2 separate regions of the Mus musculus genome follow, and region 1 is linked to region 2. The links are chromatin loops, found by intact Hi-C in ENCODE. Cell type or tissue: left cerebral cortex. All regions are shown on one strand. Links, peaks and the distances in the headings refer to the core of each region. The heading gives the core; the rest is flanking DNA.

Evidence for each region. Hi-C counts contacts between places; a loop is a spot of excess contacts. Peaks named below come from ENCODE experiments on the same cell type or tissue, not always from the same donor. Only the 100,000 strongest peaks of a DNase experiment are listed, where the experiment ranks them.
Region 1: it touches region 2 in a loop (2.3-fold over the local background); 5 of 42 quality-filtered maps call a loop at or near these places.

The regions. Positions count from the first base shown.
Region 1 is chr10:117,010,061-117,018,060 of GRCm38, forward strand. All of the region lies in intron 9 of Best3 (bestrophin 3), which reads left to right. Among named protein-coding and RNA genes, the nearest start is that of Gm46182, 27 kb to the left of the region's middle. In left cerebral cortex, for the core only: a CTCF peak has its summit at 4,165; DNase peaks (open chromatin) are centred at 2,277, 4,132 and 4,727; H3K27ac peaks cover 926 bases.
Region 2 is chr10:116,947,588-116,964,459 of GRCm38, forward strand. It overlaps 4933412E12Rik (RIKEN cDNA 4933412E12 gene), which reads left to right and starts at 2,975. Exons shown (of 3, transcript NR_038026.1): 1 at 2,975-3,105; 2 at 7,941-8,070; 3 at 14,443-15,692. Gm40768 (a long non-coding RNA gene) reads right to left here and starts at 11,356. Exons shown (of 3, transcript XR_872055.2): 1 at 11,293-11,356; 2 at 10,384-10,582; 3 at 6,067-6,307. Rab3ip (RAB3A interacting protein) reads right to left here and starts at 2,866. Exons shown (of 11, transcript NM_001359645.1): 1 at 2,673-2,866. In left cerebral cortex, for the core only: no CTCF peak of the experiment used is centred there; DNase peaks (open chromatin) are centred at 9,103, 9,388 and 10,479.

The DNA of each region.
Region 1 (8,000 bases), core at 1-8,000, 58 kb after region 2:
GTTGCCCGCAATAACACAGACTTGTTTCCAAGGCTGGACAATTCCATCCTTCCAGGCCAGCGCTCCTCCTTCCAGCCCACTCTTGAGGAAGGGCGGTTGCCCATTGCTGACCCTCCTCAGCAAATCCAGTTCCTTCTCGGTCACAGAGCAACACAGCCACCTAACATGTTTCTCTGTGAGCTTGCTTTTAGGTAATTAGTCACAGAGCCACACAGCCACCTAACATGTTTCTCTGTGAGCTTGCTTTTAGGTAATTAGTCACAGAGCAACACAGCCACCTAACATTTTTCTCTGTGAGCTTGCTTTTAGGGAATTAGTCACAGAGCAACACAGCCACCTAACATGTTTCTCTGTGAGCTTGCTTTTAGGTAATTAAATACACTTTGTCCTTTCCCCAACCCCTTCCACGGAAGAACACAATGTATCTGAAGCTCTACCACGTGGAGTAAAGGAAGCAGACTTCACAGCCAGAGTCTGGGAATCTGCCTGACACTCTGTGCCCGGTTCTGATGCCCACTTAGCTGTTTCTGCACCGTGGCTAAGACTATTGAAGGAGATGCAAGACTTTTGTTTGATCCCCATATTTGCCCTGGTCATAATTTCGCCAACTTCTGTGCTTCTCAAAAAGATTTAAATTGTTCTTCCTGTTCCTAACTTTGAAAACATAGACAGCTGACAAGTTCTCTGAGATGATGTGTGTTCCCACAGGTGATGGGGAATAGTCAATGAGATTGTAACCATAAGATACTGGAGACGTGGTTACAGAATACTGTTATCGTTATCAGTTAGTCGGGCCTTTGATTTGTGGGTTCCAGACTGAGGCACAGAAAGACTAAATAAATCTAAGTTCTTTTCCATATTCAGTCAACTGTAGGGACAGAAAGTAAGACAAACGAGAGAAAAGCGGAAGATATATTATTTAAAACTGCAGAAAAAATTATCATTTGTCAAAGAGAAGGCCTCTCATCAAAATGACTGACTTAGCTGCCCGGTATGGAGGGGCCACAAGGGAAAGCCAGCGGAAGGGAGAGTGGTAGGGTGGGAGAGGGGACAACAGACGAGAGACTCTGAGAGGTCCCCCTGAACTCCGCTAGAACTGACTAATCAAAGCAACCGTTAGGCAACAGCTCACTTGCTCTGGCTTTTCTGCAAGAGCGAGGACCATCAAAGGGACACTTCACACTCCAGAGACTTTCCCTGTGGGAACACAGGCCATGGGAGGTCAGGCCTTCACAGTGCCACCTTTGTGCGCCATGACTGCCAATGCTTCCTGTGGTTGTGGTACTTAAGGTTTCTAGTCGCCTGAGACAGAAAAACAAACTCAAACCAATGGACCTAAAAATCAGCCTGACTCTGGGAAGGGCTCACTCCAGAGGTTGGGGGAATGCGAGGGGTTCGCGGTTGTCTAATCTTTCTCACCCCATTCTGGGCCTCTGTCCCAAGGCTTAGCTTTCAGGCAGCCTCTCCTCAAGAAGGCATTGGGCCACTCCAAGCTTATAACCTCCCTAATCACATGGATAGAGCACACGATTCCCCACCTTTCCAAACTCAAGTGCTGGCTTCGCCACGGTTGGCTAGTACATCCATTCTCAAACTAACTACAGTAGACAGTGGGGAGGCACAGGATTGAGGTAGCCAAGGCTGGCTCATGTGTCCCTGCAGATGAGAATATGAAAGCCATGCTTCAATGAGGAAACATTTAATCATATTCTGTTAAAGGCAAGCGGCTCTTGACCTTCCTAACGATGCGACCCTTTAATACAGTTTCTCGTGCTGTGCTGACCCCCAACCAAAAGATTATTCTGTTGCTACTTCATAACTGTAATTTTGCTACTGTGAGTCGTAATATAAATATCTGATATGCAGGATGTCTTTCGTTGTTATGCACTGACCCAAAGGGACCGAGGTGTACGATCCAGGTGGCATCTCTTTTTATATCACCTTTTCAGACCTGTAGTCAGAAATTCTAAGATCAAGAAAATGTCCTTGAACACCGAACCAAAGTCCCCAGCAAGGGCAGGCTGGGGAGCTGCGCTGCTCGCATTCATCAGAGTTAGAAAGGACTTTCACATTCACACAATATGCACCTCCACATGAAAGAGAGTCTCCTTTGTTGTCAGTATTAAGGAACACGTTCAAACCATAGGTTCTCTTCCCCCCACGCTAGCTATGCATCAAGAAATACCACCCCCTCAAATCTGAAGTACAAATTTAAACTATGTGTGTACTTGTACTGTCACATATAGAAGGCGTCCATTTACGCGGGTAATTCTTTTCCCAGATTCCTACGGTGGAGTAAGTTGTGTGCCAGACACTAGTCACAGCCGTAAGAAAGAGAAAGGATGACATGGGGAGGGAGCAGGTAAATGTCATCCGAAGGCGTGAACTCCTGGGAGAATGCAAAGGGGCTTGGGCTGGCCTAGGAGGGGGGTGAGGTCTGGTGCCATAAAGGGGTGACGCCTGAGGCGTTCACAGCATCTGGTATCATAGTGTGTTAATCCAGGGGCGGCTTCAGTGAAGCCATCTGCCTCTGTTCAATCAGATCTAAAAAGTGCTATTTAAAAAATCCGGCTTCATAAATTCTTTAAAAAAAAAAAAAAAAAAAAAAAAAAAAAGGTACACTGTAGCTTCAGACACTCCAGAAGAGGGCATCAGATTTCGTTACGGATGGTTGTGAGCCACCATGTGGTTGCTGGGATTTGAACTCAGGACCTTTGGAAGAGCAGTCGGTGCTCTTAACCGCTGAGCCATTTCTCCAGCCCCTCATAAATTCCAATATCAAATCAGTACTGATGTTCCATCTTCTGATTTTGTATAGAATATGCTAAAAAAAAAAAAAAAAAAAGCAAAGCTTCAGAGTCAAAACTTGGAAGGAAAATTCCCTGCTTAAAACTCAGAAAGGAGGACTGGGGAGACGGATCTGAAGTAGCTGAAGCATTTGTCACAGGCATGCCGTGACATACGCTCACGAGCACTTATACACACGAGCACACCCGCACACACACAGAATCTGAATGAAGTACCCAAATTAGAAAGATTTAATAATCAGTGATAATTGCCGTATAACCTGCAACCTGCGTTTGGCAAGCCAGCTCATGGACTGATCGAGCAATGAAAAAGTCCTCTTCCATGTTTGAAATCTTCCCTCCATCTCACCGGAGGTCACTTCAGCCTAGTGCTTAGTTTGCCCTTTTGTCCTGGCGCGAGACACTACTGTTTTAATGAAGGCATCTCTCTGTTAGTTTAGCCACGAAGACATTATCAACCAAGATGAAGAAAATTCTGAAGACAGCCAAAAGAACTGTTCACACACACCCAAACCCTAAGTGAACATGGGTCTTGGCAGGACAGTAATAAAGACTTACAAGCCAGCTCTGTAATCCCAGCACTTGAGGAGTTAAGGTCAGCCTGGGACTATAGAGAGAGAAGGCTCAGTCTCAAAACAGTGATCAATTAACTAACCAATTAATTAATGAGAAAATAACACTTATAAAACAAGGTTTGTCCCTAGAATAAATGCTTAAAAGCAGCACTGTTGGTAGATAGATAGATAGATAGATAGAGCACATTTGTGTAATTAGAGGATCAGGATTGTGGCATGATAAACATATTTAGAAGTTCTGCCAGAAAGACAGATAAATGTGACTCATCATTTTCAACACAAATGACATTTTCCAAAACAAGTCTTAAATTTTACCATTTCTAACTAGAAGGAACTCTTAGCTGATTGGTCTATTTCTCATTTCTCCTCTTCTCTCTACTAAGTGGATCCTTTTGCCACATGGATGTGTGTGTGTGTTTAAAAATAGAAGGAAAATGCTTTTATCTTCATGTGATAACATTATGGGTCACTCTAGAATTCCATTTTTATTACTTGAGTTACCCGTGACAGCAGTGTTGGAGATGATGAGGGACACAGTGTATGGAACTCAAAGACCTGAAGTCTCATAGCTCCCTTCCATCCTGCCATGAAAATCAAAACACCCAACAGAAGAAAGAAACAGTAATCCCTCGGGAGCTTTAGAACACCGACAGCTGTGACAGATGACTGCAACCCTGCGAAACGGAGCTCCGAGCATAGCAGCAGTGCTTGCTCTCCGTGCAGCTGACCGCCCACAGGCTCAGATGTGTACGTGCAGTCTGCTCACAGCTCCTGTTTAAATAACATGCCACTCCTCCGAACATTTGCAGTAATCTTCTAGAAGGATCCACGTGGCAAAAGGAACCACTCAGTGGAGAGGAGAAATAGCCCAGTCTGCTAAGAATTCCTTCTAGCTAGAAATGGAAAAGTCTAAGACTTAATTTGGAAAACGTCATCATTTGTGTTCAAAATGATGACTCTCACTTGTCTTTCTGACAGAACTTCTAAGCATGTTTACCTTGCCACAATCCCCATCTTCTAATTATACAAATTTGCACTCAATGTATACAAAGTATCCAAGCTGGCACAGTAGATAATAGTAATTATCAAATACAGGAAAGTGCATATCATAGCAAGCAAAGATATTGCTAAAGTTCATTACTTATATTTTTTTCCATTCAATGTATTTCTAGCCTGGTATTTTCAGTAATCATTTCTTAGCCAGTATGTTCAAGTAATTTATTTTAGCTTTATAAGAAAACACATAGTCTGCTAGATATGATTGCATGCTTATGTTATAAACCACTAAAAATAGCTCAAGTCCTGAATCACTCACTTCCTCAAAAATGTACTCTTGGCACATTGATCTCCTTTCCCCTAATGTGCCAGAAAGGAAGGAGCAGCAAGCCTCCCATAGAAATGAATGTACGCTAGGTTCATCACCACCACGGGGACTCTTCCGCCTGCCCAGACGGGGTCACCTTGGGTGCTCAGTCCTCATCTTTAAATAGTATCAGGTGTGCACGGTGTAATTATCTTTGCCAAGAACATCTGCCGAATACAATTGTATTGGGGTGGGGGGGCAGAGGGCTGGGCTGTAGTGCCTCCGTCAAGCCGTGGGGACTGTGACATCATAGCCGAGGTGGTATCGTGTAGTTAGATACGCCTCAGGAACGGTGCGGGAGACCAAGTTTGTCATAACTCTTAGTCCGAACACTCAAATAGGCCACAAAGAGGTGGTGGGAAGGTGGAGGATCTAGGGCAGTTTCCAGCCTGAGTGACAGTCGCGGATCTAAAGGTCCCTGGTTCGATCCCGGGTTTCAGCACCACTTATCCCAAGCTTTTGTCCCCTCCGGCAAGAACACACTCAGGATAACCGGAATCTTCTGTGGCCAAGCTTTATTGCTTACTTCTCAGGAGGACCCCGAACCGGGAAAATGGCGCTGCTTATATAGCCCGCAGCGTGACGTTTCAGCACCTGATGTGGCATGACAGCTCCTGATTCGTTGCTCGCCCATCACCCCACTATTACGCCCCAAGAATGGGCAGTGACTAGGAGTGAGTTCACTCTCACACCTGCGTACAAGGCTTGTTTACTAGTTAGGCACAGCGGAGGCCAGTGCCATCTTATAATGGCGATTGCTTGCGGCACGCACGGCTCTCCACAAGTGACTACCGAGATGACTGTCCTCCAGGAGGCTGGGTAAACCCAACATTCTGGCCATTCACTTTTTCTCCTAACCCTAAGCCCCTTGCCTCCCAGTTCATCCCCAGGGTTACTTGTCCGTTTGTAAAGCCGTAGTCACAGCTTTGACCCTCATTCCACCATGCATGAGGTTAAAAGTAAGTGTTCCACCTATAGGGTTGCAGATCCCTTTAGCTCCTTGGGTACTTTCTCTAGCTCCTCCATTGGGGGCCCTGTGATCCATCCAATAGCTGATGTGTTTGCCAGGCACCAACATAGCCTCACAAGAGACAGCTATATCAGGGTCCTTTTAGCAAAATCTTGCTGGCATATGCAATAGTGTCTGGGTTTGGTGGCTGATTATGGGATGGATCCCCGGGTGTGGCAGTCTCTAGATGGTCCATCCTTTCGTCTCAGCTCCAAACTTTGTAACTCCTTCCATGGGTGTTTTGTTCCCAATTCTAAGAAGAAGCAAAGTGACCACACTTTGGTCTTCGTTCTTCTTGAGTTTCATGTGTTTTGCAACTTGTATCTTGGGTATTCTAAGTTTCTGGGCTAATATCCACTTATCAGTGAGTACATATCATGTGAGTTCTTTTGTGATTGGGTTACCTCACTCAGGATGATGCCCTCCAGGTCCATCCATTTGGCTAGGAATTTCATAAAATCATTATTTTTAATAGCTGAGTAGTACTCCATTGTGTAAATGTACCACATTTTCTGTATCCATTCCTCTGTTGAGGGGCATCAGGGTTCTTTCCAGCTTCTGGCTATTATAAATAAGGCTGCTATGAACATAGTGGCGCATGTGTCTTATTACCAGTTGGAACATCTTCTGGATATATACCCAAGAGAGGTATTGCGAGATCCTCCAGTAGTACTATGTCCAATTTTCTGAGGAACCGCCAGACTGATTTCCAGAGTGGTTGTACAAGCTTGCAATCCCACCAACAATGGAGGAGTGTTCCTCTTTCTCCACATCCTCGTTACCTATCCTAAATCAGATAGGGGACTAATATCCAATATATATAAAGAACTCAAGAAGGTGGACTCCAGAAAAATCAAATAACCCCATTAAAAAATGGGGCTCAGAGCTAAACAAAGAATTCTCACCTGAGGAATACCGAATGACTGAGAAGCACCTAAAAAAATGTTCAACCTCCTTAATCATCAGGGAAATGCAAATCAAAACAACCCTGAGATTCCATCTCACACCAGTCAGAATGGCTAAGATCAAAAACTCAGGTGACAGCAGATGCTGGTGAGGATAAATATCATTTCTGCTGTGACCCCTTCATTTTCTCTTTTTTCTCTTATCCATTTGCTCACTCATTTTTTAATTGTTTGATTCTGAATTTAATAAAAGAAGGATGAGGAAAAAAAAAAGTAAGTGTTCCCCTCTAATGGGCTTGGTAGCTCTGCCGCCTGTGGCCAACTGCCCTCTGCACGGGGCCTCTGCCCTGATAGGCTCTTAGGCTCCCCACCAGCTCTTGCTGGTGTAGCCTCCTGACTGAGAGCACCACAGTTTTAAAACAATCTAGCTGACATGGGAATTAGAACTCCCCAGATTAAGTCCCATTCTCCCAAGCTCCTCGTTTGAATTATGTTAAGACAACTTTTTTATTATTTAAATTGTCGAAACACTATTTCAAATGTGGATCAAAAAAAGGCCAGCGAGGTGGGATGCGCGCTCTCAACTTCCCAAAGCTCTGTAATCACACCCACTGTAATCACACCCACTGTAATCACACCCACTGTAATCACACCCACTGTAACCACGCCCACTGTAATCACACCCACTGTAATCACAACCACTGTAATCACTCCCACTGTAATGACGCCCACTGTAATCACACCCACTGTAATCACGCCCACTGTAATCACACCCACTGTAATCACACCCACTGTAATGACGCCCACTGTAATCACGCCCACTGTAACCACACCCACTGTAATCACACCCACTGTAATCACACCCAATGTAATCACACCCACTGTAATCACACCCACTGTAATGACGCCCACTGTAATCACACCCACTGTAATCACACCCACTGTAATCACACCCACTGTAATCACGCCCACTGTAACCACACCCACTGTAATCACACCCACTGTAATCACACCCACTGTAATCACACCCACTGTAATGACGCCCACTGTAATCACACCCACTGTAATGACGCCCACTGTAATCACGCCCACTGTAATCACGCCCACTGTAACCACACCCACTGTAACCACACCCACTGTAATCACGCCCACTGTAATCACGCCCACTGTAATCACGCCCACTAGACGCATGAGGTCAGAGCTGCTTTGAAAACAGAACAGAACACATTAGGTCTTCCAAGTCATTCGCAGGGGCCAGTTCTGGTCTTTATACATCAGACACACACTAAGAAAGCGGGCACTGTGCTGTGACCTTTGGAAGCCAGGCTCTTGCCTCTGCTT
Region 2 (16,872 bases), core at 4,370-12,369:
TCCCTCTAAGCTTTGAGGAACATATTATATAGTATATAAGAGTATCGTAAGTTCCTACCTTCAACTTTTTATAGCTTCCTTTAACCCCCGCTGGCTTGCAAAGTAGATACTCACTGAATATTTTATTCAAAAGCCTCTGGTGACATAAGAATTACATATTACACTCATATAACTATCTCATAAAAGCTAAATTAAAAACAATTTTTCAGCATTACGACCTACAGATGAAGTGGCAGAGCAGTAATTAAGACCAGGCAATCCTTCAAGCATGAACTGGTTGGACGTTGTGACTAAGAGCAAACAAGGCGTCACAACCTATACCACAAGAAGCCGTGGGTTTATGACAGTTGAAGCCCTGTTACCGAAGCTGCCTGACTTCTAATCGACCTGCCAGCTATCCGATCCTGGCTAAGCTACACAATCACTCGTGTATCAATTCCCTTAGCTACGAAAGGCAAGGGGATATAAATGACCTATCTCTTGGTTGGTGAGGGTACATGAGCTGGAGCAAGCTTAGATCAGGACTTCGATCTCAGTTTAACAGTGGCAACAGGGATGTCACCATCGGGACACTTGGAATAGTTTTTAATCAGACACACAAATGGCAACACCTTCCACTGGCCTGCCCTCTAAATGCAAAGCTCTTTTTTCAGAAAGCATAGACCAGTAGCATAAGGAGTTTAAACAACAGAGTTTAAATCTCCATTTGGGGTTCTCAAATAGTTTTTAATACTGGCTTTTCGATCAGCCACTATAAATGACAACTATGTACTTCGGGCAAGTTATTTTGATTTTCTGCACTTCGGTTTCCGGGTTTGAAAAATCTGATAAAGCTATCTATAACCTAAAAAATGGCCTGAGGACCAACAAGCCAACGTAGCCTCAAACAACAAGCCCACCAGCCCAGTGCCCAGGCCACAGTCAAGTTAACACTTCTTGCTTCTTCCCTCCCCCCGAAGCTCCTCCACCTCCCTGCGCGCCCCATCTCAATGGAATGTCCAGTTAAACTCATATCCCACCTTTATAAAGTTCATGTTGGGTTGAAACAACCAACTACTAAAGGAGCAACTGCTGACATTTGAATGTGTTTCTACTGAGTATGCTCAATAAATGATTTACTCGAGGTCGCATGCTTGGTGAGAGATGGTTCTGAAAGTTATCCGTTTTCGTTAGAGCTAAGCCTTTGTGAGACCCGCTCAGCAGAAAAGCATGGGTTATCTAACCCATACAATACATACAAAACTAACGTTATATCCTAGCTTCCATTCTGCCACGGCGTAAATATGAGGGGTGGGCAAGTCCCAGTAATTTTTCCATTAAAAAAATATATATATATATCTGTAGGGCATCCACGTATACTGCAGAGTAGAGGCATAAAGAAACTCTGAGGCAAAGAATATGTCTCAGAGTATAGAATTACACTGATTCAAAAGTACAGCTGCATTTAAACAGAGACATCAAAGCTCCACAAAGAAACTGAACATCAACCAGGCAGTGGAAGGTGAGAATCATTCGCTAGCACAAATGACTTGCTATGTAAGCAATGAGGCGTCTCATCAAGCACGCTCATTCACAAAAGAAGGCATTAATTCAAAACATCCTTGGGCCGGAAAGAGAAAAAAGTTGAAAGACGTCTGTTCTTATAGTTAAGAATGCATTGCTGAGTAAATCTGTGTAACTGTTAAGTTCAGTTAATATATTCCCCTAGGGCCTTGAGGAGTAGATTCGGAATGCAGTGTCTATTCAAACATGAAAAGTCCTCTGAAAACGCACAGTCCTGGTAAATAAATAACACATGCTAACTGAACAAGGCCCCATAAAACTGGTGAAATATTTAACAGTATCAAATATTTACAACGATGGGCTGCATACCTACTCTGCCTCCTTTTCCTCTCGATTCATTGTTTAGAAACAAAAACTTAAGAACAGTGTAATGAACAGAAACCGGGTCTTTCAAGAGATTTACAATAGAACGGTTTGTTTTAATCCTCTTATCGGCCTCTCCTCCAATTATGCAATCATTCCAGAGCCAAAAGATCACAGGGCTCTTTCCCTTGACACGGGGGACACTGAGAAGTGTCTAAACAGGTAGGCTGGGAACAGGCAACATTTCCTTGAAACTAAAGTGCCTCTGGGGCACCAGCTCTAACTCGGAGGAGAGTGCGCCAGCCAGCCATTACGGATCGATGTTTTAATCCCCAACAACTGGCAACTCTTCGCGTGCTGCAGCGTCCACCCGGCACCATCCTCTCCCCAGCCTCGCTATTCCGCGGGCGGCGGGGGGCGAGCGGCCCACGCAGGGGGAACCGCTGTTCTCCCACTCCCGGGGTCCCGATTCCCGAAGTCAGGCTGGGCCGAGCGCGGCGGGGGAGACCCCGGGAACCGGCGACCCCCGCACATCCCCGGCCAACCGCGCCGCCCGCGACTTAAGCAACTCCGCGACCGAGGCCGCGCGGGCCGCCAGGTGAGCGCCGGAGCCGCCGCCCTTCGGGTCCCCGGGGCTCCGCAGCGGGCGGGCGGACGGGCGGACGGGCGGGCGCGATCCGCGCCCTCCCCGCCGCCTCCTGCACCTGCCCGGCCGCGCTCCGGGCCGGCGGGACAAGGGCGCGAGGCGAGGCGCCGAGGGGGCGGTGCTCACACCGCCCGCCTCTCCCTCCCGCCGCCGCACTCACCTGCCGGATCCGCCGCGGCCGCCGCCCGCGCTCGGCAGCGCTCGCAGAGCCGCAGGGTGCGCGTGCCCAGCTCGGGAGACGCGGAGGACGGCGGCGGACAGACGCCGCTCCACTCCGCCGCGGCTGGCGCTCTCTGCGATGGGAGCCGAGGGAGGGAGAGCCGACTGCGCCTGCGCCGAGCGCCGGGCGGAGAAGCGGCCGCCCCTCCCCCTCCCCCGCCCCCGCCCCGGGAGAGAGGGCGGGACTAGAGGCGGGACCGGGAGGGAGTGGCGAGGGGGACTCGCGCGCTGCGGCGCCCCCTGGCGACAGGAGGGGCTCGGTGCAGGCTAATCCACGCGCGGAGTCCAGGGTCCCTCTACAGCGGTTTCCCTGGGAACCACTCTGGCTGGAAATCCTGTGGCTGCCTTTGGAGGATGTGAACTCTCCTGGGATGGTAAGAGGCTTTGGACTGTGTATTGAGGACAAGCAGAACCGACCTGAAATTCCGCGTCTGTGGATACCTGAAGCTGGAGTAGGAGGTTAGGGGCCCGGGGAGGGGGGGGGGGGGGGGATGGGATGGGCGGGGAGCTGGTAAACCCAGATCCTTCCACTTTCAGTTTCCAAAGACCGTCTCTCATCTTTTACAGGAACTATATCTATTGTTTTGTTTTGTTTTGTTTTGCTTATCAAACTTCCATCCCACATTCGGGCTTCCAAGTTGGAAAACAAAAAACAAAGTACAGACAGAATCAAGCCCTGAAAATCAAACTCAGGGATGGGGGGTGGGAGGGAGCAGTCATCCTCGGTATTTCCGCCAATGTTTGTGATACTCAGAGGCAGGGGCTGCCATTCTGTTGAGTACATCAAGGAGGTGGTAATAAAAAGGAAGCTATGTGTGTGGTCCCTGTGATCAGCCACCTACTGACCTCTGTGACCTTAGGCGAGTTCATCTGCAATATCGCCAATCTTCTCACTGATAATTGGAAATAAGAATGTCTACCTCATCAAGGTTTTGAGAGTTAAGTGGTTTAATATATGTAATTAGTGTACCTCACCACATTCTGTGACACAGTGAGTCATACAGAAACACACATGTGTACACACACACACACCTCTACAAAAAATTCCTACCATCCAAAGACTCAAACAAAAGGAGACAAGTTTACTATTAAGAGAAAACTTTATGGGCTCCCTGTTTTACACATTTTTTTTCTAAAGAGATGTTCACACACACACACTTTTTGTTTTGTCTTGGTTTTCGAGACAGGGTTGGCCTCGAACTCAGAAATCTGCTGCCTCTGCCTCCCAAGTGCTGAGATTAAAGGCATGCACCACCACTGTCCGGCTCACACACACATCTTTTATCATATGGAATTGGTAATTACTTAACCCATGCTCCAGTTTCTTTGTAAACCATTCCCTGATGCTCGCCTGCCTCCCAACCCTAACTCCTTACCTGTGATCCCAGAACACTGTATTTCAGTGGTTCTCAACCTTCCTAACACTGTGACCCTCTAATACAGTTCCTCATAGTGTATACTAACCCCCAACCATAAAATTATTTCCGTTGCTACTTCATAACTGTAATTTGGCTACTGTTATGAACCTTAACATAAATATCTGTGTTTTCTGATGTCTTAGGTGACCCCCTGTGAAAGGGTCATTTGATCCCAGAGGGGTTGCGACCCACAGGTTGAGAACTGCTGCTTTAACTCTTGCAGTGCATATTCCCCATGAATCATAAGTAGACTTTCCTCTCTTTTCTCTTTAGTCTGTGTCTTGAGAACAGGCACTCTGCTTGACAGAGAACTCTGTAAAGGTAGGAAGAGGAGATGGTTGACACACAGGGAGAATGCTCTATTTGGTATATGAACATTTGGAGGATTGGCTCTTCAGTTTATTCAATGTAAGACCCAAAACATCACGGGTCTACAGAAGACAGTAATGCTAATGTGTGTGAATCCCACAGTGACCCACATGTATGTTAACTACAAGATCATCTGTAGTCTTAGAGAGTGGGCTCTAGCACTGTTTGAGAATGGGGAGAGTTACTGTAGAGCCATGACTAGAAATGGCTCCCAGAGGCTCATATATTTGGAGCTTGGTCATTGGGAATTATTTATATTATAATTATTATAATTGGGTCCTTGACAGGGATTAGGAAGTGTGGCCTTGTTGGAGGAAGTGTGTCACTAGGGGTGGACTTTGAGATTTGCTTGGGTGACCTCCACCCAAGCAAGCTTCCAACTTGTGAAAAGGAATTTATAAAAAGCTTAGGGGTTGGCATAGATGCACACACCTCACATCCCAACACCCAGAGAGCAAAGGCTGGTGGATCTCTGAGTTCCAGGCCAGCCTGGTCTACACAGTGAGTTCCAGACCAGCCTGGTCTACAAAGAGCCTAAGCCAGACCCTGTGTCTCTCTCTTCCTGCTGCCTGTGGATCTGGATGTAGATCTCCCAGCCCATTCTCTAGCATCATGTCTGCCTGCATGCCACCAGACTCCCCTCCATGGCAATGATGGACTACATTACTGAACCTGTAGACCGGCCCCAGTTAAATGCTTTCCTTCGTAAGAGTTGCCGTGGACACAGTGTCTCTTCACAGCAATAGAACATTGACTAAGGCAGAAGTTGGTACCAGGAGTGGGGTATTGTTATGACAAGCCGGGTTTCTTGGTGCAATATGGACTTTGGAACTTGGATTGGGGAAAGCAATTGAACATTTTAAGCAGGACTTAATGGGCCATCCTATTAGGTACACGGAAGACAGAACAATGTAGATTATGACCCAGATCAAAAGGTTTCAGAGGAGAAGAATATTAGTAAGTGGCCCAGAGATCATACTTGTGATATTTTGGTGAAGAGTGTGGCTGTTTTCTGCCTTTGTCCAATATACAAATAAATAAATACATACATACATACATACATACATACATACATACATAAATCTGAGGCTAAATTGAAGAGTTTTAGATTAATGGTATTGGCAGAGGAGATTTCAAAACAGCCAAGTATTGATTATGTCAATTATCATATTAGTTATTAGTGGCCAGTCTTAGGCAGATCTATAATGAAAAGAAAATGAGCTATGCAGTTTGAGGGAAAAAAGAGCACCAGGAAGTGCAATGGAGCTAAAGTCCAGGGCTCAAGAAAACAAAAGGTTTAAAGAAAAGCCTGCTGCCAAATGGACTAAAGGGAGTAGTGCCCTCAGAGCAAGACCTCCACCCAAGCAAGCTTCCAACTTGTGAAAAGGAATTTAAAAAAAGCTTAGGGGTTGGCATAGATGCACACACCTCACATCCCAGCACCCAGAGAACAAAGGCTGGTGGATCTCTGAGTTCCAGGCCAGCCTGGTCTACACAGCGAGTTCCAGACCAGCCTGGTCTACAAAGCAAGGTCCAGGACAGCCAGGCTGAAGCAGTGAAGGAAAATGTATTTGACCAAGGGGGCCAGGTTCCAGCCCCAGCAAGCACACAAACTTGGCAGCTTCGGCCACATGGTTCTGGCTTTAGAGGAAACGATACCAGAAACTCTGGAAGGATACAAGCAGCTCTGGAAATTCCTGTACAAAAACATCTGGGAACTGGAACATCCACTGCTTTGCAGCGTTCTTCATTAGACCGGCTATAGCCAGGTCTGCATTTGAGGCCACTTCTATGGTTCAAGAAAAAGGAAATAAGAGATTTAGAGGGTTGAAGGCTTCACAAAGACCTTAGACTCTAAATTGTATAGTTTCTTCTACCTGCCCCCCCCAGCCATTCATTAAACAAATATGTATTTCTCTATACAATAGAGAGGACTTCCTAGTTTTACAGAGTACAGTCTCCTTACCCCCTCAAAATACTTAAAGTAATTCTCTAGTTTTGCTTAATATAGCTTTGAAGGGATTGCTGTTACTGGTCACCAGAAAAATATTCTTTTCATGTTTTTTTTAATCTTGCTTAACATTTAATTAATTGTTTATATGGATAGAGGGTGATGCGTGCCCTGACACGAGTATGGAGGTCAGAGGACAGTTTTCAGGAGTTGGTTTTCTTCCACCATGTAGGCCCCAAGGATTGAACTTAAGTCATCAGATTTGGTGGCAAGCACCTTTACCTACTAAGCCATCTTGCTGGCCCAGAAAATACTCTTAGACAGTGTATTTCTTATGATCCAAGCAAAGCAGTATACGCTCGTAACAGCAGCACTCTCAAGACTAAGGCTAGAGGATTGTGAGTTCAAGGCCAGCCTGATCTACAGAGAGGTTTTGTTTTGTTGGTTTTCTTGAAGATGTACATTCCAAATAGCGAGTGCACAGGCTAGACCTTCAGTGTTCAGTAACGAGACCGACCTGATCCTGATCAGTAGTCAGGGGTTGCCGGCAGTGGAAGAACAAAGAGATGCTCTGTACCCACTGAAGACGAAGGCTATGGGCTGACAAGCCTAGCATCGGTGGTCAGCCATTTTGCCATTAGTGCTATGAAGAGAAGGCCTTTTCCTCAGGTAAGAACAGGATGTTATGGCTGTCAGTGTTCTTCACACCCATGCTCCTAACAGTTTCCAATTAGGGCAAAACCAAACCAGTTTGAGTTTGTTTTAATGCAGTCAGAATCCTAGACTCTGGGATCTTGTTAACATGTTTCAAGGTGAAGGGCTTTGGGGAAACTACAGAACTCTCACGGGCCTAACTTATCCAACACACAGGGACCCAAGAGAATGTGCTTTCTTGCTGTCCTGATGAATTAGCAGAATATTCTGATCTTGGAGCAACAGTCGGGGAAGGGAGCGGAGGGGCGGGTTTCAGGATATGAAGAACGCTAAGCTTAAACAAGGCATGTGGATTGAGCCCAGAGCTTAGTGGAATTACGGATTCTGAAGACCTATCCTATTTCCGTAGAAACAGAGTCCAAATTTCAGAAGAGACATTTTCCGGTGAACTTGAATCCTACTTTAAGTTTCTGCAGCTGCTTTTGGTACAAAAACTTCAACATGTGTTTGAATCACCAAGCACCTCTCTGATGCGTGCATAAGGAATTTGATTTTACGAATCTGAAAAAGGGACTATTCTACCAGAAGTTAAATTGGAATTTGAGAACTGGAATGTGAATGACAAAATTGTCCTAAATGTTAGCCTGCAGGGATATCTTTCATAACAACACTGAAATTCAGGCAGAAAGCCATCATCCTGTCAGCAACAGCAACAACAAGTCTACATTCAGCAACCCACCACCCGAACACAGTTCAAGTCACGCCACAAACATAACACATTAGCCAACAAGTTTCTGATTTATGATAATTTTTTCAGGACCAGAAGTGCTCTGCGCTCTGCTATTAACCCCATGAAAAGAGTTCTTTCCAGATAAGCGGATACTTGCGGCTGCGTGGAGTGGATCCCAGTCCCAGTTTGCTACCAGCAATCCCAACCCAAGACACAGGTGAGCCACAGGATTGTAGAGTCTGGGCTTGAGGGGAATAAACATTGGGAAGCCTAGTATTTTATAAGGAATAAATAAGTAATATAAGCATAATTGATCTATCTTTTGGGACCCTGAAATTTTCAGTGTATTCTAATTACTAGGCTCCAAGTAAGAGCTAGCCAAAAGCAGGATTTAATATTGCCGAGCTTTTAGAAACACAGTCATTTTGAAAGACCGTTTTGGGTAGACCCTCGCTCAAGTCCCAGGATGAGCCGGCACCACAATAACTCGAGAGAAACCGTTCTTGATGCAATATTGCATGAGGTTTATTCGGAAATCAGCATGCTGAGGCCGAGCTCCTAACCCGCACAGGGGCAGAGGAGATCGGCCCCCAGCAGTTGCAGTCAAGGGTTTTTAAAGAATAAACTGCAAAGTAAGGGGAAGATAAGAGCACAAAGAATGGGGAACCTGAGTAAACATCGTAAGAATGGGGATGGTGAATTACAGCTCATCTCTCACGGAAAGGTTACAGGCTATCTTCAGTAAACATTCTTGATCCCTTACACTATGGGTCAGGCGCTTGGGTGGGTCGCCCATCGGCCATCATTCTCTCAGGCTGAAGGCAAAAGAACAAAAAACTCCGGGCTGGGCTTCGTTTCTAGGGGTCTAAGAAAAACATTGAGCTGGGGTCTTACAACTTTTTATTTTACTCTAGAAAAGTCTATAATTCTGAATAGCTGAACACTAAGGACAAATTTAGGCTGCATGAGTGTAGATTTCTATTTTTTCCTAAAATATAGACACCACTATTCTGACAAATTATAGAGGAGCCACGGTATGAAATGTCTGAATGCATTACTATCCCTCTTTCCATATTCAGAAATCATTTAAGAGAGGGGAAAACAAAAAGAAAACTAACCCCATCCCTCAAGACCCAGAACCATTTCTCTTTTCTCTTGCAAACTAGGACACCAATATACTCCCCAGCGTCCAAAACACATATGAATGATAAAGAAAGCAGCCCTGATTTAACAAAAGCTGTGTAGGAGAAAGGAGAGAGCAAAGACTCGCTCATCAGTTAGAAGGCTCGGCTGGATAACAGTAGGAAAAGTGACTCCTGGCCTGGGAGTTACCTGCTGAGCAAATGTGATCTATCCCTACACTACAAAATTAAATAAAATAAAATAAAATAAAATAAAATAGAAGTACAAAGGCCTGAGGGTAAGAGACATCTTGAGGTATAGGGCTCAATTCTATTATTATCTGGAACTCTAGGAGTTCCCACTCAAACACTGGAAACTCCCACAGATAGCAGGCGTAGGAACACTCGGTTGGTTTAATGTCGAGAAATGGAAAGTAGTGCCAAAATATAAAGATGCTTGGATAAAATTTGGAGGAAAGGAGCAGGTCCTGGTTTGACGGTGAAATTTCCCTCACGCGCTCCCTTGGTCTCCAGAGCCAACAGTAAGACCACAGTGCCTGCAGATATCGGCCCACGCCTCTCCCTGCACACACACACTGGATTAGTGACCCGCCGAGCATCGGAATTTCTTTTGATGGTTTTATGGAGTGGGTTGATGAGGAGAACCTCGGAATTTATATGTGGACGTTTCTGCAATGGTGAAGAGTTGAAGACTCAGCCGGGTGGTGATGGCACACGCCTTTAATCCCACCACACCGGGAGCAGAGGCAGGTAGATCTCTGTGAGTTGGAGGCCAACCTGGTCTATAGAGCTAGTTCTAGGACAGCCAGGGAAAGCTGTCAGGACTCTCAGAGTCCCACCGTGACATCCAGCTCTCTCCTCAACAACAAACTGAAGGCTTCACCAGACTCTTTCTGGTTAGCACCACAGTGAAGAAGATTGCCATAAAGTGGACCTTGTAGCCACCACAGAGAACAGGTATACTTTGTATGACATAAGCTTGCTAGGGGTTGTGTTCCAGCCTGCACACATAATCCATCCAGAAGGGGCAGGAAGCCTAGTGCAGCATAGAAAGCCACAGTAGAGCCAGCATCGGACCCTGGGAAGGAAGCCACCACATGGCTGGGGCTGCTGCTTCCTCCATAGCTCTTGGATGCAATCGTCACACCAAGCAGGGAGAAGCCTTTTTTAAAAAAGCCTTTATATGGAACTTTTAATGATGCCCCGAAGAAAAATGTCCAAAATCATGAAACAAACAAAAATATAATAGAAAAAAAACCCTCAATTAAAAAAAATGTTACATATCTTCACTGAAGGGACATGCTACAGGTCAGACATTTTATACCTATTGCAGCTCCTGACCACGAAGAAAATCCTCTGGAGATCTCCTAAGCCATCAGATCACTTACCCCGGGGGAACTGTCAGGCTGGCTTTAGACTCCTACACAGGAAACGCTCATTCCAAGGAGGCACTGGAGCAGTCTAAGGTGCAAGAAGGAAGTGGGCATGCTAGACAGAAAGTCTCGCCAAACTGCCTTCTGAGTAGAAAGACAACAGGCAGAGAGTTTTAACTGCACAACCATCCGGGCACAGTTGCTTCTGTTAACCCTTTAAAGCAAAGGAAAAGAAAACTTCTAAAGGATTCAGTTTAGGTGACAAAAGAGAATTTCCAGACTATCACAAAAGAACTGCTTGCAAGTATTCTGTGCACCCTACCTTTGTGCCCTCTGAAATTCAACCAGTCACCCTGAATCCACCATAAGTCCTGACCAGTGTTACACACACACACTTTTTTATGTATGCCAGGCCTCATTAATCCTCAGACTTTTCTCATTCCTCTCCCACAGAGTCCCCATCTTTAATGCTCAGAGTAAGCCATTTAGAAATGTTTGATTTTTCTATCATGTAGTGGTCCCTCAGCCAGATTTTAATATTTCTCAATCATAACCACCTACAGTCTGATAATCTCTTGGTTTAGTCTTCTCAAAACTTCAGTAAAGCCGGGCAATGGTGGCACAGGCCTTTACTCCCAGCTCTTGGGAGGCAGAGGCAGGTGGATTTCTGGGTTCGAGGCCAGCCTGGTCTATAGAGTGAGTTCCAGGATAGCCAGGGCTACCCAGAGAAACCCTGTCTCAAAAAACAAACAAACAAACAAACAAAAACTTCAATAAATATGGAAAGTGGTCTCTTTGTGGGCCTGCATGTTTGTGTGTGTATGTGTATGTATATGTATATGTGTATGTGTGTGTGTGTGTGTGTGTGTGTTGTCAAAGTCTCTTCATGCAACCCCATTGACCTCCAACTCGTGATCCTCTTACCACAGATTTCTGGGTGCTGGTGTGATGCTATGTGTCGTGAAATCCAGCCGATAGGAGATCCTTCACACAGTCTCTGTCTTTTCCGCCTCTCCCCTCCCAGTCGCTGTCTCCAGGTGTGCTCTAGCTTCTGTTCCCACCCACCTCTGTGTGAGGCAAGTCGAACCGCGTCAGCAGACAAGAACTGGGAAGGGTGAGCAGATTCAGACCAGGACACCCCACATAAGGACTGTGACAACTAGTCACAGAGCACAGAGCATGAGTTCTCCATGCTAAGGAGGTATCTTAGGATGGGCAGGCCCTGAGGGTTTAGCCAATAAGCTTCCCTTCCAGGACATTTCTTCCTGCAAAAGGGATTTAATCTCTGGTCCACCCTGAGTACGCTTTATGCATCCATTTTCCATTGCCAATAAACAGTTTGGACAAGCAAGGACTGTCTCTCTCATCAAGAAGTGCCATGGAGGGAAGCCTTCGGCATACAGAGCCAAGACGTCTTCCCTCCAGACACGGACACTCACTCCTGAGCTAAGCTGGATTCCCCTTCCCCCTGGCCCCCCAGGATTGTTGATGGCCAGAGGGCCCTGTTTCAGACCTTCAAGGTTCCCAGTGGCATCTGGGTGTCCAGGAGTTTGGGAAACAAGGCCCACCTCTCAGACGTATACACACACACACACACACACACACACACACACACACACACACCATCAACTAGATAGGAACCTGGTGTCAACTAAGAGACATGCCCCAGGGCAGCTCTGTGAGGGCATTCTCAGAAAGAATGTACTGGGGAGAGATGTCCTGTGCTAGGTCAGAGTGGGCAGCAGGAGAGATGAAGAAAAAGACCGTGCTGCCTGCCATCAGCCTTGCCCTTGCAGATGGGTGCACCTGCTGCTGCTGCTGCTGCTGCTGCGCCACCTCTACCACTTTATGCCCCATCAGACTCCAGCCTCTTCAGCATTCTAGCATGAACTAAAGATCACCCACTCTCCAGGAGTCTGCTCAGCCTTTAGCATCAAACTGGAAAAAGCTGAGACCTCTAGTTTCATAGACTGAGAAACTACAAGGTTGTAGGGCTCCCCCCGTAGAAATGGCTACTGCTGGACTACCCCATCCCTATCCAAACACACACACACACACACACACACACACACACACACAGGGGTGTGGTGGGAGGACAGTTCTATTCCTTTAGAATACCCTGCCAAATACAGACGCTGGTTTCTAGAGCTTTGGTTCTGTTTGTATTTATTTACATATATGTGTGGTACATGCAGGTGTGTGCACATGTGCGTGGGTGACCTGTCAGGTGTCTCAGATCTACCTCAGTTTTGAAACATGTCTCACTAAACCTAAAGCTCACTGTCTCCGCTAGACAGACTGGCCAGCATCCCACCTGCTTCTGCTCCATCCTTAGCACAGGCACCCCCTGCAGCACCTGCTTTAAATGACTGCTGGTTTGAACCCAGATCCTCATGCTTGCACAGCAAAACCTTGACCCACTGAGCCATCTCCTCTGTCCTAGCTTGTAAACGATGCAAATAACTCCTGATTCTAAGCACATGAAAATTCTAAGCTTTTACATTTAAAGCCTTTAATCCCAACACTGGGGAGGCAGAGGCAGGTAGATCTCCATGCATTTGAGGCCAGCCTGGTCTACAGAGTGAATTCCAGGACAGCCAGGCTATGATGGTTTTATATATATGCTCAGCCCAGGGAGTAGCACTATTAGGAGGTGTGGCCTTTGGGTTTTAAGACCCTCTTCCTAGCTGCCTGGAAGCCAGTCTTCTCCTAGCAGCCTTCAGATGAAGATGGAGAACTCTCAGCTCCTCCTGCACCATGCCTGCCTGGATGCTGCCATGCTCCCACCTTGATGATAATGGACTGAACCTCTGAACCTGTAAGCCAGCCCCAATTAAATGTTGTCCTTATAAGACTTGCCTTGGTCATGGTGTCTGTTCACAGCAGTAAAACCCTAACTAAGACACAGGGCTATGAAGAGAAACCCTGTATCAAAAACCAAACAAACAATAATAAAATTTTAGGCAGTCACTGAGCCCAGGCGGTACGTTTTATAATCAGCAAGAAGGGCTGTAAATCAGTGGTATAAGGTTAGCTCAGTTTGTTATCTGTGAAATTGTTCTACCATTCAAAAGCCACAAAATATATCCCCCAATATTAGAATGCTGTCATTAAAATGTAAATGTTAGAATTAGAATTTATTTTGAGATTTTGAAAACACTCTCCAACTCATTGCACTCAGGGTAAGCACCTGTCAGGACTAGGATACATTGTAATTTTGGCTTCCTTATTTATACCAAGCAATGTATTTTTGAAACAATTCTATGGAGACTTTCCTTTTCCTTCTCCAACAGACCTACACGACTTAGAGTTTCAAATGCTGTTTGAGACACCATGACCACAGCAACTCCTATAAAGGACAATATTTAATTGCAGCTGGCTTACAGTTCAGAGGTTCAGTCCATTATCATCATAATGGGAAGCATGGTAGCATGCAGGCAAACATGGTGCTGGAGAAGGAGCCAAGAGTTCTACATCCCAGTCTGAAAGCAGCAGGAAGAAAGAGTTCTATCACTGGGCCTGGCTTGAGCCTCTGAAACCTTAAAACTCGCCCTCAGTGACACACTTCCTCCAACATGGCCACAGCTACTCCAACAAGGCCACACCTCCTAATAGTGCCACTCCCCAATGGGCCTATTGGGGCCATTTTCATTCAAACGACACTAAAAAAAGTTATCAAACTTTTCTGGTGAAAAGAGAACTAGAATAAAGACTATTTTTTTATTTATAACAATTACTGTCTGACATCAATTGAGTTTTAAACTGAGGGAGTTATTAACATCAGGGGAAAAGTGCAATTTCCAAAATGTCATTTTAGCGGAAGAAGAGAAAGGGGTAGGCGGTGAACCCAGTGGGAGCAGGTTTTGGAGACTGAGGAGGAAGAGATGTCTAGAAAACAGGAAGACCAAGTAAGACTCCTGTTGCTCCCCATCAGGGGTCAAGACATTCGAAACTGTCAAAATGTCATGGCTTTAACAAGATACAAACACAAGATTAAAAACAACAACAACAACAAAAAACCCTTCTTGCTGAAACCTGAAGAGGTTTGCTTTTCTAATATGTTTTTCCTTACAGATGAGCATTGTCTGGGAAAGCACACTGTCGTCACCTGCCTCCCCCATCCCGGTCCCCACCACTCTCTGACTGATGCCATCGCCTAGATGATAAAGCGCCCGTCACTCAAGCACAGAAGTCGAAATTCATAGTTCATTTCTTTACTTATGTAAGATCATTCACTGACAAAAGAACTCAAATGGAAAGGCTTTGGGCATATGCAGAAACGGGGAGAAAAAAATAATCTCTCCGAGTCAGAAGCCTCGGGGGAGCATAGCAAGACTTATCAAAGTTACAGTGCTCCATTTGGAAAGCGCCAACCGCCAGCCCTCGGGCGAGGTGCAGTGGTGCATAATTAATGTAGTCCCAGACACAGGTCACTGAAGTGCCCCACAGGTGTGTGCCTGGTTTTCAATAAGGCCTTTCCCTCGGAACTCCTCTTCCGACTTTGAGTTTGTGCTCCCGGAAGCCTTGCACGATCGGGAGAATTCAGAAGAACGATCTGAATGCCCATCAATAGAAAATGGCAAGAAATTACGGCAGATCTAGTCTCTGGAATCCTAGGTATTTGGGGAAAAGAAGCAAGCTGGGTCCCAAAACACTGATATAGAAAAGTGGCTGTAGTTTTTGTTGTTGGTGTTGTTTTGTTTTTGCTTTTCATCAGGAAGGCAAATAGAAAAAGGTTCACAATATTCCATTTTTTGCAAGACTTCCATTTTTCAAGTAAGTCTTTGTCCTGAAGGTCACACCAATGCCCTCATTATATATGCCCTTCCTGCAATATGTGGCTTTTCTGGGTTTCCTGAGCAGGCTGCAGTTTGAGTTTGAACCCTGGGCCTACAGGTGCACAGATGCTATCAGCATTGATTTGTCCCTCTCGAGACTTTCCAGATTTGGAGACGTGCCACGCAGTGGAGCGTGATGACTGTCCAAGAGCTGTTAAGGAGCTACCTCGTGCCCCCGACCACAACCCCCTGCGCGCGCCCCCTGGCGGGGAAGAGGCTTGGCCCCCATGGGATATCAGAAGCAGGAGAACCCTAAGAAAGCGCCCCTCCCTCTGTGCTTGAGGAGACTACTCCGAAGTGGGATTTCTTCCCGCAAACTTTTCCAGAAGAATCCGGCGTGAGAAGTAGACACACCTGCTGAAACCGGCCAGCACAGCTACGCATCCCATCACTTCATTGTTTCTGGATTAACTTCCGGTTGTTTTGTTTTATTTAACTTTCTCCTTCACCAGCCTTGCTTGCTTTTCCCAAATAAAGTGGACCCCGATAATCCTTGCTGTCTGCTCATTCTTCAGGCCGGAGGAGCCAGGCTAAGACCACAAGCAATGATGAGTGTGTCCCTACGGGGACACTTGCGCCTTTGTAAGAATACAGGCATATGAGGGGCACCCAGCACGCCTAACACTGCCTGCCTTTGCCGCTGCTTTTTCTTTTTCTTCTTCTTCTTTTTTTTTTTTAATGGACGTGCTTTGTTTTGTGTATTTATTAAACAGTGGTAGTTAAATGTCTTTGCAACAAGCCTAGCACAGTGTATTTCTCAGGCGTGTGCTTGAGCCTAACCTTAAACTGTCGCATGGCTCAGGTGAAATTGCTCTCTGGGACTCCTAAACTCTTCCATCTGGTACTGCAGTCAATCTTGCTCGCCCGGGCACACACACGCACACACACACATTTCTTCCTTGCTAGAAACCTCAGATCTGTTTTGTTTGTTTTCACTGTTTCCCTTTGCCCTCTTGGGATTGTGAGGGAAAACTCAAAGGACCAGAACCATGATGTATTAGGCAACTGTGGAGATGCCTACACCCAAAGGTTTTGGCTTCTAAGGTTATAAATCCGTTCACCCTTTAAATTAGCTGTTATATTACTTGCCTTCAAAGACTCCTGACAACCCACGCACACATGAATCTATTCACCGGAGTGTGTGTATGTGAATAATTTCTTGCGTCATGCGTGTCACCAGAGATTGGGAGACAGTTAAGGTGGTTACCTTACCTTCATAATCCCAGCTCGTAGCATTCATACATAGTGGCTCTCAGCGAACACCTCCTGAAGTGATTGGTTCATTCATCTCATCCTGCAATTTACATAGTATATGTATTGCACACCTAGTAGGGAGTTAAGGAAAGGAGGGTAAAGAAGAACCAGAACGTGTGGCTGGAATCGCGTCTGACCCAAAAAAGCTGAAGGCTCTAAAGAAAGTTAGCAAACAAAACCGACCATCAAAGCGATTAAATCCCTATCGTGATGGAGTACTGTAAGACACAAGCAATCGCTGCCGGAGCTGATAGATTCTTCTGCACCTTTTTGTGTCTAGGTACAACGTTCTTGGTAGACTATGGCTTGGAAGGACAAGTGCCAGCTAGATGTCAAAACTCCGCAACAGACTTTGTTTGACAAGGCACCAGTGGGGACTGGGGGTGGGGGTCGGGGAGCAGAGGGAGGAGGA